Linked DNA regions of Homo sapiens: all the other regions are linked to region 1. The links are chromatin loops, found by intact Hi-C in ENCODE. Cell type or tissue: dorsolateral prefrontal cortex. All regions are shown on one strand. Links, peaks and the distances in the headings refer to the core of each region. The heading gives the core; the rest is flanking DNA.

Evidence for each region. Hi-C counts contacts between places; a loop is a spot of excess contacts. Peaks named below come from ENCODE experiments on the same cell type or tissue, not always from the same donor. Only the 100,000 strongest peaks of a DNase experiment are listed, where the experiment ranks them.
Region 2: a loop joins it to region 1, with 2.5 times the contacts of the local background. A loop is called at or near these places in 5 of 110 quality-filtered maps.
Region 3: it touches region 1 in a loop (3-fold over the local background); 5 of 110 quality-filtered maps call a loop at or near these places.

What each region holds. Positions count from the first base shown.
Region 1 is chr9:108,755,172-108,759,577 of GRCh38, reverse strand. No RefSeq gene overlaps it. Among named protein-coding and RNA genes, the nearest start is that of ACTL7B, 99 kb to the left of the region's middle. In dorsolateral prefrontal cortex, for the core only: no CTCF peak of the experiment used is centred there; no DNase peak of the experiment used is centred there.
Region 2 is chr9:108,705,934-108,710,339 of GRCh38, reverse strand. No RefSeq gene overlaps it. Among named protein-coding and RNA genes, the nearest start is that of ACTL7B, 150 kb to the left of the region's middle. In dorsolateral prefrontal cortex, for the core only: a CTCF peak has its summit at 1,714; a DNase peak (open chromatin) is centred at 1,729; H3K27ac peaks cover 2,242 bases.
Region 3 is chr9:108,577,765-108,582,170 of GRCh38, reverse strand. No RefSeq gene overlaps it. Among named protein-coding and RNA genes, the nearest start is that of ACTL7B, 280 kb to the left of the region's middle. In dorsolateral prefrontal cortex, for the core only: no CTCF peak of the experiment used is centred there; a DNase peak (open chromatin) is centred at 1,990; H3K27ac peaks cover 915 bases.

The DNA of each region.
Region 1 (4,406 bases), core at 1,094-3,593:
TGGGGACATGAGGCAGCTGAGCACAGGTCCTGGCCTTCTTGGTCTGATAGGGAATACCCAGGAGAAAAGGCAAGTTCACTATTCCTACAGCAAAGGGCCTCAGTCAAGGTCTGCTCCAGCAAGGAGGGATGGTGGGGGAGCCTCCAGCCCTGCCTTCTGGATGGAGGTCAGGAAAGACCTGCCCAAGGAGGATGTGTCTAGCTTGGAGTGGGGGCTCCTGAGGGGATAGGGAGCCAATGATGGGTAAGAAGAGAGCCAGCTCCTCCTGGGGAGCAAGGTGCTGCCTGGATGGTCAGAGTTTTTGGAGGATGCTGCTCTCTTTCTCCTTCCTTTTCATGTCCAACACGAGGATCCATATTATTCCACAGAGAAAACTTAAACCCTAGTGGGAGACCCTTCTCCTGCCTTACGTTCTAGGAAGACCATTCAGCTATATCAGTGTCCTGTTTTAACTCTGACATTTGTAACTGCCTGAGGGGTTCTCTTGCCCATTGGATAAAGAAAGACCATGGCATTGTAGTGGAGAAAGAGTTTAAGAGACATAGACTAGCCATGCCACATGAGAGACGGAGTTTTGTACTCAAGTCATCTCGTGCATAGGTTAGGGGTTTTTCAAAGGTGGTTTGAAGGAAAGGGTGAGGGTGGCCAGGTAACAGGTGCTTGTTGCTGATTGGTTGGGGGTGGAGAGGAAATCATAGAGGGTTAAAACTGTCCTCTTGTGGGCCAAATTGCTTCTGGGTGGGGACAACAGAAGCTTATCCCGGTGGAGCCATGGGTGTCAGACATGCAAAAAACCTGGAAAGGTATCCCAAAAGGCCAATCTACAGCAGTGTTGTTATTTGCAGGAGTAATTGGGGAAGCTGCATATGTTGTAATCTCTGGAATAATGTCTGCACCTTAACAGGATTCAGACTCCTTTCCTGCGCACAGCCTGATGGCCTCCCATTAGCTTTACAAAAGTGGTTGAGTTTTAGGCAAGGCCTGTTATCATTTTAAACTATAGCCTAAGTACCTTTCAGAGTTAGCTTGGCCCAGTAGCCCAGGAATAACTAAGGGAAAGGCTAGATGGGGTTTGGGTTAGTTTAGCTTAGCTTAGTGTTACAATCTTCTCACTGATAGAACTTTTGCAAAGGTGGTTTCACATTCATCATCTGAGAGTGTCTGTCTTAGTTAGTTTGGACTTCTATAATGGAATACCATAGACTAGGTGGCTTAATGCAAACATTTCTCATAGTTCTAGAGGGCGGAAAGTCCAAGAGCAAGGCACTGGCAGGTCCAGTGTCTGGTGAGGGCCACTTTCTGGTTTGCAGATGACCTTCTCATTGTATCCTTACATGGTGGAGGGCAGAGAGAGAGAGAGAGAGAGAGATGAAACAGTCTTTTTTTTTTTTTTTTTTTCCCTTGAGATGGACTTTTGCTCTTGTCACCCAGGCTGGAGTGCAGTGGCACAGTCTTGGCTCACCACAACCTCCACCTCCTGGGTTCAAGCAATTCTTCTGCCTCAGGCTCCCGAGTAGCTGGGATTACAGGCGTGTATCACCATGCTTGCCTAATTTTGTATTTTTAGTAAAGATGGGGTTTCTCCATGTTGGTCAAGCTGGTCTTGACCTCCTGACTTCAGGTGATCTGCCTGCCTCCGCCTCCCAAAGTGCTGGGATTACAGGCATAAGCCACCACGCCTAGTGGAAACAAACTCTTTTGTATCTTTTTATAAGGGCACTAATCCCATTTGTGAGAGCTCCACTCTTATGACCTGATTACCTCCCAGAGTTGCTACCTCCTAATACCATAACATTGGGGGTTAGGAATACAACATAAGAACTTTGGAGTGGGACTCATTCAGTCCACAACAGACAGTATCATCTCATATACTGAAAGAAGCCTCTGAGGGAAGAGTAAGACTGCCAGGGAGCGTATTTAAATCCATAGCTTGTCTCCAGGGACTGTTGTAAACTAATTCAATTGGCACATGTTTGAAAAAAAATGTTAGCACTCAATGCTGATGAGTTTCTGTTGAAAATGATACATTTGCTATCTCTGCTAGTAGTGAAAATTGGTAAAATGTCTTGGGAGAAAAATGCAGTGTTAAAGCAAACTAAATACGGCCTGAGAAGGACTCCATAGTCTTATATCTGAGTGCTTGTAGATGAACTGTAACCTAGCTTAATAGTCAGACAAGATTGAAAACCTAACTTAAGAGTATGCACTTGTAACAATCACTGAGTCTTTGCCAATCCCAGCAGCCATACTTCAGCCACTCAAAGACTGCTGAGTGTTCAAACTGTGTTCAAATAAGGCAAGTGCCAACCTGTAACCAATCCAGCTGTTTCTGTACTTCACTGCTGATTTCTGTATGTTATACATTTCCCTTTTTTTTGCCTATAAATCTTCTTCCTCCACGTGGCTGTGGTGGAGTCTCTGTGAATCTACTGTGACTCTGGGGGCTGCCCAATTCATGAATTGTTCATTCCTCAATTAAACTCCTTTAAAATTAATTTGACTGATGTTTTTCTTTTATCAGTAGTAATATTATGGTAGCAACAGCCATGAAGATGCATGCATCCTTCAGCGTGCTCCTGGCCTTTAGTTCTATTTACCTGCCCTCTAGAGGAAGGAAAGGAATCTGCCCTAAGGAAGAAATTCCCCAGTGTGAGTTACACAGGCTCACACAGGATGCAAATGGCATCCCCTATAGTTGTAGGCTGCTACAGTCTGGACAGCAGGGACTTTATCTTATTTACTACTAGATCCTTGGGGGCCTAGAATTGCATCTGGCACACAGCAAGAGCTCAATAAATGCTTCCTGACTCACTGTGACATGCTCAAGTGGTATGCCAAAACATGTGTCCATGGTCCAGAAATTGAAAATGATCATCATGAGATAATGTATGAATTCATTCAGGCTGGAACTTTAACCAGGAAAAAAAAAAAGCAAGACTTAAATATCGCTTCTGTGTAATTACAACCATGCAAAATTGTATATGATTATGAAAACAGGGCCTGAAAGAGAATGGGCAAAAATGAAAATAATTTTGTTAGCGTGCCGAGATTATGGGCCATTGCTTTTTAATGTTAAATATTTCCAAAATAAAGTGAAGTCAAATATTTTTTGACCACACGTTTTAGGTTGATTTAAGAAAAACAAGGCAAGGCATTATTAGTAGTAGAATTCGATTAAATAACTACTTTATTTCACAGCTTCATTCTCCCTTGGAGTTAACAAATGTTCTTCAAGCATCTGTAATCCATACTTTGTCGCATCAGTCCCAAGGCAATCGATAAACTCAAAAGCAAAAGGACTGCCAAGATGGGAACTGAGAAGAGAACTTTTGTTTTCAGTATCTACTGTGAGAATGCATGCAAATGAGCGATAAAGAACCACAAAGAAAAAACAAGCCCTGAGTTGTGGAGGGGTTAAATTCACTATCTGACTGTTGTGAGTCAGGAAGTATTTATTGAGCTCCTGCTGTGTGCCAGATAGAAAATCCACAATGAACTGAGGATGCAGTGAGGGTGCAGTGAGGGTTCACTGGGGTCCACAGTTTTCTAAAGCAGGTCTGGCTTTGCCAGTGAATAGTCTAATTTGCCAGCTTTGCCAGTGAATATTCTAATTTGCTAGCCTCTATTCCTTCACACTGCAAGGATGGAGGAACTCTTAATTGTGGAGCAGAACCTGAAATGAAGCTTTCTGGGTTCAGTTTCCCATTCCACAGGGAACTCTGAGTCCTTGGAGGAAGATGCATGTTTTTCCATGTCTAATTTTCTCAATCTGTGGTTGGCCAGTGTTGTTTCTTGCCACTGATCACAATGCGAGGCTGTGTTCAGCAGAGGTTCGCAAAGTTTAGCAGGCATCAGAGCAGCTGGAGAGCTTGCCGACAGACTCAGAAGTGCTGCTGATTCAGTGGGTCTGAGTGGGGTCCACAAATGTGATTTCTAACCAGCCTCCAGGTGATGCTGCTGCTGCCGTTTGGGGGACTACATGGAGTCGCACTGGTGTACAGCTTTCCCAGGTGGTCCTCCCATGGTGCTCTGGAGGGGCTTCTGATGAGGATTTGCTTCCCTCCCCATGACCAGGTCACAGTTACTCCCTAACTGAAGTGAACCCCATTGATTTCTTGACAGACAGCTGAACAGAGTACAAAGAACAGGAGTTTTAGAATTAGGTCCAGGGACAGATCTCTACTCGGGACTTTTGTCTGTGACTGTGGAACCCTAACTACTCTGAGCTTTGTTTCGTTGTGTACAATGGGGCTAATGTTGTCCATTTTAGAGGTGTTTTATGAACAAGGTTGGGAAAATACCTTGTATAGTGCCTGGCTCATAGTAGGCACTCAATAAGTGATGGCTTTTTTTTTTTTTTTAAGATGGAGTCTCACTGTCATCCAGGCTGGAGTGCAGCGGCGCAA
Region 2 (4,406 bases), core at 709-3,208, 49 kb after region 1:
GGTTGCTGCTAACTTCTGAGCTCCAAAAGAAGGAATGGTGCACAAAGAGACAGTCTGAGGAAATGAAATGAGGGTTTCCATGGCTACAGGCTTGAGTGTGCATAAGACAAAAGTTTTTGAACTGCAAAGCATCAATTCATCCAAAATATTTTCCCTCTTCTGTTTCGCTTGTTTACTTGGTAAGCAGAGAAACAGAGCAGGGAATGTTCTGGTACAAATACATAGCCTGGGGGAGTCAGAACTTTGCCAGCTGCCAGGAACATCCCAAACAGAGCCTTGAATGTTCAACAAGCTTTGGAGACACTCAGAACTGGTTTGGGTAGATGTGGAGACCAGGAGCTGGGGTCTTATTCCTACCAGTCTCTAGCTGAGTGATGATGGGTGAATAACTTTACCTCTCTGAGTCTAGTTGTGCCATCTGTAAAAGAAAGAAACGCTGGGTGAACCTGAACCTGAACCCTATTGGGGTTAGTGCCAACAACTTAGATCGGCTGCAGTGAGACTCATCTGAATGTGAAGGCAACTCAGAAGTGGCTTTAACACTTAAAGGTTTTATTCTTTTAAGTAAAAGGCAATGATGATGTGGGAGAATCACCAGGGACTGTGGCTCCTCCTTCCTGTTGTGTGATCCACTATCCCTAGGTTGTGGTTCTGATCTTCATGGGCCAAGATGGCTGCCAGAACTCTAGCCATTATATCCATGTTCTAGGAAGGATGATGGAGATTGGTGCTTTTCTGTAATTCTCATCTCTTGAGTCTGGGCTGGAGCTAGTGATTCACTTCGGAAGAATAGGATAGAGCAACAGTGATGTGGTGTCACTCCTGATTTGGGTTGGGAAAAGACTTTAGCCTCTTTTCTCCCCACCCCCTTCTCTCACCTCCCTTCCCTTCTCTTTTCTTTCTCTCTCTCCTTCCTGGTGCTGAGGGAAGCAGCTGCTAGCTTATGAGGCAGCACTACAGAGAGGCCCAGGTGGTGAAGGACTGAAGCTTGCTGACAGCCAGGTGGGTGAGCTTAGAAGGGGATTCTCCAGCCTGAGTTGAACCTTGAGATGACTGCAGTCCTGGCTGACAGTTTGACCACAATCTTATGTGTGACCTTGCACTAGAGACACCTTGCTAAACTACACCTGGATTCTTTTTTGTCTTTTTCTTTTTAAATTTACATTGAAGGTCTATGCAGCTGGATTCTTGACCCAGAGAAACTTTGAGATAAGAAATGCTTGTCATTCTCAGTAGCTAAATCTTGGGGTAATTTGTTATGCAGACATAGAAAACTCATTCACCCCGCAACTGCTTTAGACACATTGAGTGGAAGCTTTGGGTAAATATAGAGAACCCCAAAGCCAGCCTTTTCGGGAAACTGGACTTGGAGCTTCTGGTTCTCGGGCAGCATTTGCGCCAAAGCTTTGCTTAATTTCCTGTCACTTGAATATTTTCCTAAAATTTGCTTAGGGGAAAAGAATGAAACCACCACAAGCCCTCCATGCATAGAGCAGAACTTGGCACAGATTCTCAGAGGCTGCTGTGTGCATGCCATGGGTTTGACCGTGTGCTCTGGGGCACGGGGCATAGATCTGGCACAGAAACAGCAGATGGAAGGCACCACTCTGCTTGCCCTCAGTGGCTCCAGCGTTGTTCAGTAGTGGGCCCTCTGGCTTCAGGGTCTCCGTGGCTAACGTCAGCCCTGCTCAGAGGCCAGGACACATGGCGCCTTTGTGCAACCCCACAAGGGCCCCCTCCCCTGCGTGTTGTGGCTGCGCCAGGGACTGGAACAGGCTGGCTTTCAGCTCCCATGTGTCTCCCTGGATTCTAAGCAGGGCACAGTCTGTACCACTATAGGTGATGACGCTGCCTCTTAGGACCAGTTTCACCAGTCAAAAAGAGGACAATAAATAAACTATTCTGGCTCTTTTCATAGGGTGAGCTAAACTCAGAAGAATGGCTTTCCGAAGTTTTCTTGATTTTTCAACATGTATAACTTGAGTGAAAAAAGAACAGGTCACAAGAGAGCATGATAATATATCATTTCTTAATACTTACAGGCACACACACACACATAAACACACTCAGAGTGATTTCCTGAAGTCTTAGCATTAAATTGCTAATTATCTCTGGATAGTAGAACTTTGGATAATATTTCTTTTCTTCTATTTTTTTCTATACCATTTTAATTCCTTTTAAAACAGAAGTACATGTTATTTTATTCTTTTAAACAGAAAAACCCAATAAATCCTCTTTTCATTTTTAAAAAACATATTTTTCTCATTCATTTGTATAGTGCTTTGCAGCTTACCAAATAGTTTTACATGCATTATTTCCTATAAAATCTCATAGCTATTCTAGAAACAAGATATAATTATTCTGAATTCACAGATGTAGCAACTGAGGCACAGACACTTGGAGAGCCTTCTACTGCAACTTCTCTTTAGTCCCTCCCCTAGGCGTTACATCCCCACCTCCAGAATTTTATCTGATACCGTCAAGACTATATAACTTGGACTAGTCATTTCCCATCTCAGTTTTCTCATATAAAATGAAGCTAGTAATAGCATCTAGCTCAAAGGATTATTGTGAGGATTAAGCGTGATGATGTGTGTGAAGCATTTAGCACAGCCCCTAGCCCCCCTGGCAATCAATAACTTTTAGCATTTGTTATTCTTGGGCAACTTCAGAGTAAGCATTTCCTCTCTTTGGGTCTACTTCTTCAAATTCAAAGTAAATGGGTTGGACTTACTGATTATTGAAAATTCTGCATTTCACTTCTCTGAATCCAATATTTTGTTGCTGTTATATGAGGCAAAGTTGACTTCAAGATGCTGGCTTGCAAGAAACAGCTGTCATTCACTCATTCCTCTGTTCGATTGACAAAAAAATGATCTGAATTTATGAACATCTAAAAAAAGGTTGGGGGAAGGGTGTTCTTGGTAGAGGAGTTGCATATGTACACACACACCCAGGGTTAAGCAGCTTGGAGGAAAGGTTGAGAGTGAAGTCAGGTACCAGTGATGTGGGCTGGCAACTCTTTTCAGAAACGTGTCCTTAGCCACAGTCAAGGGAACAGTGCCCTGCTTGTCACTGAGCCCACCACCCCAGGTTGCAGGATAGTCAAGGAGTGTCCTATGTAGGTGTTTTGAGAGGCACCCAATATTTTCTCAGTCCCAGTTTTATATATCTGTGTTTGCTCATTTTTGTCGGACTCAAGAATATGAGAAAAGTGTTGAGTTCATGCCACGTCATAAATCAGAGGTCTGGATGTGACTTTTTCATCTTTAACTATAGTCCACTGAAAAACCTGTGGGAATTCTTGCCTGGCTGAGCTGATGGTGGAGCAGGTATGGTGGCTGAGGAAGTTGCTGGAACAGTGGCATTCTGAAAGTCCCTCTTTGAAGCTGATTAAGGAGGTGCAGATGCTTAATTTGGGAGCTTGGGATGTCTGGGTCACCGGGAAGTGTGGATCCTTCTAGGACAGGCGGCCAACCATTGCCATGATCTGGTGGGGGAACAATGTCAGGGCCTTTATTAATTAGCTGAAGATCACATGCCCTTTGCTGTGGTGCCATTGTGCTTCTCTGGTGTGAGGGAATAGATCAACAACATTGATGGACAGTGAAGAGAGTCATTTTTATTCTGCTTTGTGAAGATGGGAATGGAATGATAAGACAAAGAAAAACAAAAGAAAACACAATAGAATGGAAGTTGATGACTAGTGAAGGCTATCCCCTCACACCTTTCCAACTGTCCATCCATTTTTCTTACCTCCTGCTCGGGGACTGATGGAATAATTTTGTCTTTGGACTCCTCTCCCCTCTCATGCATTTTTCATTCATTCAACTCTTCAGGGTGCTTTGCTAGCCCAGTGACCTGCTTATATTATCTCCCTTTTGTGGCTTCCTACAGCTAAAGTTCAAGTGCCTGAGCATAGCGGGCAAGGCTTTTTGTGATCTTGTGGTCTTGTGCTAATCCTTCTTTCCAGCCTCTTCTTGAAGCAACCCCATAATTCTCCATGCTCAAATCATAGACTGCCAGAACTGGAATGCATTTGGGATCTTCTCCTTTTTTTGCCTAGAAAAAAAATGAAAAAAACAATCTGAAACGGTGACATCTAAAGCAAAAGGGCAGAGATTGTCTAGCAGAAGGGATTGTGATGGTGGTGGGAACCAGAGGCTTACCCCTGCTAGGACTCCTTATACAATTTTTCCCCAAAACCTGCAGTGGCTTCTGAATTTATACAGAGAGACTACAGGGCGTGGTGGAGGCGCTTGAACATTATTGATTTTATTCAATTCTCTCCCGTTACGTAGAAATTGAGTTGTTTGCCCAGGGTCTCTGAGCTGGTACATGGCAGAGCCAGGACTCAAAATCAATTCTCCAAGATCTGGAGTAGAAGCCTTGCCTACTTGTCTTCC
Region 3 (4,406 bases), core at 709-3,208, 180 kb after region 1:
TGGTCCTGCTCTTAACTGCCACATCTTTTCTTTCTAGTTAAGATTATCCCCCTTAGTTGCCCACTGGAAGTTCTCACCTGATGTGTCAGAACTCATCTCACCCAACATCATGAGAGACGCCCTCGTCCTCTCCCTTGTCCCAGTTAGACCCTGAATTCGTTCCTAGGTTCCTCCTTTTTGCCTCCTGTAGTCAGTCCATCACCAGGAACTGTGGATTGGGTCCTGTCTACATTTCTGCTCCTCTTCCTCTCTCCTCTCTCCCCGGGGCCTCTCCTGTTGTCTTCTTAACACAGTGACACACATCATTTTCTTCAGGGCCCTAGGACTTTATAGAGGGGGCTCAGGCATGATCGTGCTGTTGAAAGGAGGCCCAGTAGCCCCCTTCCTGGCCCTAGATCCTACCTTCCACCAAGCGGCTGTGCTTTCATCTGTGTCACACCATGAGGGCCCACTTAAGATTTGGCTTGGAACAAAGGGTGCTGATATATTTAAAAAACAAGCAGGAAAATCACCCTTTTGCTGGCTTTCCAGCCTGTAGGCACCTTTCTCTTCCAAGGCATATTCCAAGCACACCAGAGAGATTTTTTTAAAGTGAAAGTTTAATCATGTCATAGTCACCTTTAGAACATTTCCTTGGATCCCTATTACCTACAGGGTAAAGGTCAGCTTGCCTATTAAGACTGCAGTGATCTGATCCTTGTCTCTCCCTTCACCTTTCTCTAAGAGTGCCCCTTCCCTCCCATGGTCAGATAATTTTTGATTCCCTGAATAGTAGGATTGTATCAGGCATTTGATCTCTTAGCTTCATGGGAATTCCTCCGAGCTACCATCTGCCTGGTAAAAGTCAGCCTATCTTTTAAGACTTGGTTCAAGAGTCATCTCCTCTCTGAAGCTGTTTTTAAAAAAATGTTTATTTTTAAAAAATTTTATGGGCACATAGTAGGTATATGTATTTTGAAGCTTCCTTGTTTGCACAAGCAGAAATAGCTGTTCCTGACTTTTGTTCCCATTCTCTGTACCTTATATACAGGTACCTGCAACATGTAGCACTCTGAATGGTTTGTCTCCTTCCCCCATCCCATAGTGAGCAGGAAACATGGCTGTCTTGATTGTATTTGTTTACATAGTGGCCAGCACAGGGCCTGGCCTGTAGTAAGTGCTTAGAAAATGTTGACTGAGAGGAAGTTTGAACCCAAGGCTTAGATCTCAAAGAATGAAGCTGTGCAGATGGACTGGTACTAAGCCCCTTTACAGGAGGCAAGAGGTAATACTTTCTTTAAGTTTTCCATTGTGGCAGTAGACTATATAGCAACGAGCAGACCTTCTGACACCTGACATTAGTTTGTAAATGCATTTGTTTCTATGAACCTAATACAATCAAATCAGATTCTGTCCAGTTTTCCTGGATTTGATTTTTGGACAATGTCTTATCTTAAATAAATTTAAAAAAAACCAGAAATATGATTTGTGCTGAGTTTTGTACCTATAAACTCATTTTACTTTCTTTATCTTGCTTGATATTTACAACAATCTCATGAGTTGGGTGGGGTTGACGATACTGGAATTTTGCAGACATATGGAACCAAATGCTCAGATATCACACGACTTGCCCAGAGTCACACAGCTGGTAGCTAATAGGGTCGGATATTTAAGTCTTTTTATTTCAAGGCCAGTTAATTATTCATGTGCATCTGAGGTTCCCACTGCCACTAAAGCAGCACCCTTCTGTTTTGTTGAACATGACAGAGAAATAGGTCACTGGGGTCAGAAAAAATATTCTTATTGACACACCTGTCTGACACTTGCTCATTGGGAGACAGGGGTTTTCCATCATTTTGTTGACTTGCTCCCCCATTCCTTGCCTCTAGGCTTCCCTGTGTGGGGCTGCCAAGACCTTGCAATGGTCATTGCAATTTGTTGACAAATAACAATGATGCTCCTTGTCTTACTGTCAATTTTACATCCTCTGGGTTTGCCAAGAGAGCCCGACATGCCAGGAAGGGCTTTGTTGTGGTCTGTGACTCACTGTGTCACTCCCCTGCCGCTCCCTGGGTGCAGGCTATTACAGTTTGCCAATTGCACAATTTCAGAACATCTTTGGGTAAATTGGCAGAGGATGAAAAAAAAAATCCCAACTCAACAGACCAAGGATTCAGCCACTGCTACATGAAGCAAAAGGCATATCACCATAGGAGAGTTACTCTAATCTCATCTGCAAATTGCTTCTGTCATCATCCAGAGATTTATGGAGGCCTTCATTACTGGAGGGAAACCATTTTTCCTAAGTGGTCCCATCAACAAGGTCTTGAATGTCCTGTGGAATGACAGATGTGAGAAGGAGAAAGGACCCTTCTTCCTTATTCGGAAGTAGCTCAGTTCAAGTCCTGTTGGTGAGAGGCGCTGCTCGCACGGCCTGCTCAGAAGTTACCTTAGGTGTTTAAGATTTGGTTCTTCTGCTCAACAGTACCCGAGAGTGTCATTTTTGGAGGGTGTGTGTGTGACTTTATTAAGACAGCAAAAAGGTCATTTGTAAATTGGAATTTCAGTAGGAAATAAAGCACTTCTGTTTCTTCATAGGTAATGTATATGTGATAAATCATAAATTGTCCATAGGTGTGACTAGAGTTTATCTCAATTACAATGTTAATTGCCACTCAGTCTTCAAAAGGTCACTGGTAAAACTCTTAACCTGGAGAGGTAAAGGGAGTTAGTGTCTGGATATGATCAGTATCCTCTCCTTCCACCACCATCTGCTTCATGAATGCATTCACTGGTTATTGGATAAGTGCCTGCCCTGTGCCATCCCTCTGAACAGGATGCCTGAGGGTCCATAGTGAGGAATGAGATACAGTTCATGTTCTTAAGAAGCTCCAAAGAGAGAGAGACAGATCTAGGAACAGATCATTGTAATACACCGGGCTAAGTGAAGAATCTGAAATACCCACAAGATGCTTTGAATGTAGAGAGGAACATTTCCTAGCATGAGGAATCAGGGAAGTTTCTTGAAGGAGGCGATGATGCTTAACATGTCTTAAGCAGAACTTCCCTTGGATTTGTACAAGAAGGATCCCTGCCCTGGGCCCCAAGACTTAGAGGGCCCCCCTCTGGCCCTCCTCCAGCTGTACCTGTCCCCATGGATGGAGGAGACCATTTGTCTAAGAGGAAGACCCATCCACACCCAGGACTTGTGCCCCTCCACCTCTTCTAGACCACACTCCAGATAGTTTGAACCCTGAATTTTATGCCCCAACAACTCAGAGCCTACTTCTGGGTCCTGTGTGAGCCTCTTTCCCAGGTCCTTGGGCTGACTGCATCACTTGGTGAACCCCTGGGCCTGAAAAGTGGTCATATAGAGTGTTTGGGGAAGACACAGATGACGTTTGGACATTAGGGCTAGAGCAACCAGTTATATGCATGGAAGGTGGACAGAGCACTGCAAGACAGAGATATGCATGGAAAAGAAGAAAGCAGCTCAGGGTGAAGGCAAGGCTCTCTCTCCTGTGTCTCCTGGTTCTAGTGCAGAGCCCTGAGGTGTCCCAGAAGTCTAAACTTGAGCCTAGCCTTCTAGATTGATAATGCATATTTTTCATGGTAGGAGAATAGAGCATATTTCAGTCAACAGGAAGCTAGCTTGACTTATAACTTTTCAATAGTTGAGCCATTTGCTACTTGCGCCTCTGTTTCAACTTCTGTCCCGGGCCTTACAAATCTTAGGGATCTGCCTGATCTTAGGACTGAGTGTGGTATATCCAGGCTGTACACTGATTTAGGTTTTTAGGTATGAATGAGACCTTTAGCCCTCAAGGGGCTCCATTTTATTGGGGATACAGGCAAGTGACCAATCACAGTAATAGGTACTGACAGAGCAGTATGAGTGTGCTTAAGATCACAGTAACATGTTGAAAGGGTAGTCTATACATGAGGGATGGAGGAGAGAGAGAGAGCTGTTCTACTGGAGAAATGAGAAGCTGGTTAGAAAAGCTTTGTAGAGGAGCTTTTCAATTTGAGCCTTGAAAGATAAGTATGTGAGTCTGGTGTGAGAGTGCAGAAAGAAATTTTAGGAGAGACCTAAAAAAAAAAAAAAAAACCTTGATATTTCAACACAGTGGGAGCACAGCGTGTGAGCAGAGAGAGAAGGGCAGGAGCTGAATCATGAGAGGTCTTATAGGTCCTGCTAAGGAGGGTCTTACCCTGTAGGCCATGGGGACTTCTTAATGGTTCTAAGTAGGGGAGTGGGGGTGGTTAGCTCCCCCTCTTAGAAAGATCCTTCTGGCGACTGAGTGGAGAGCAGATTGGAGGGTCCAAGCTTGGGTTTCAGCCTCTCTGCTCAAAGTCTGTTCTCATGTGTGCGTAGATGTGCCCGTCAGACTTCTGTTGGGCAAGTTCAGCAGTTTGCATCCCAGATA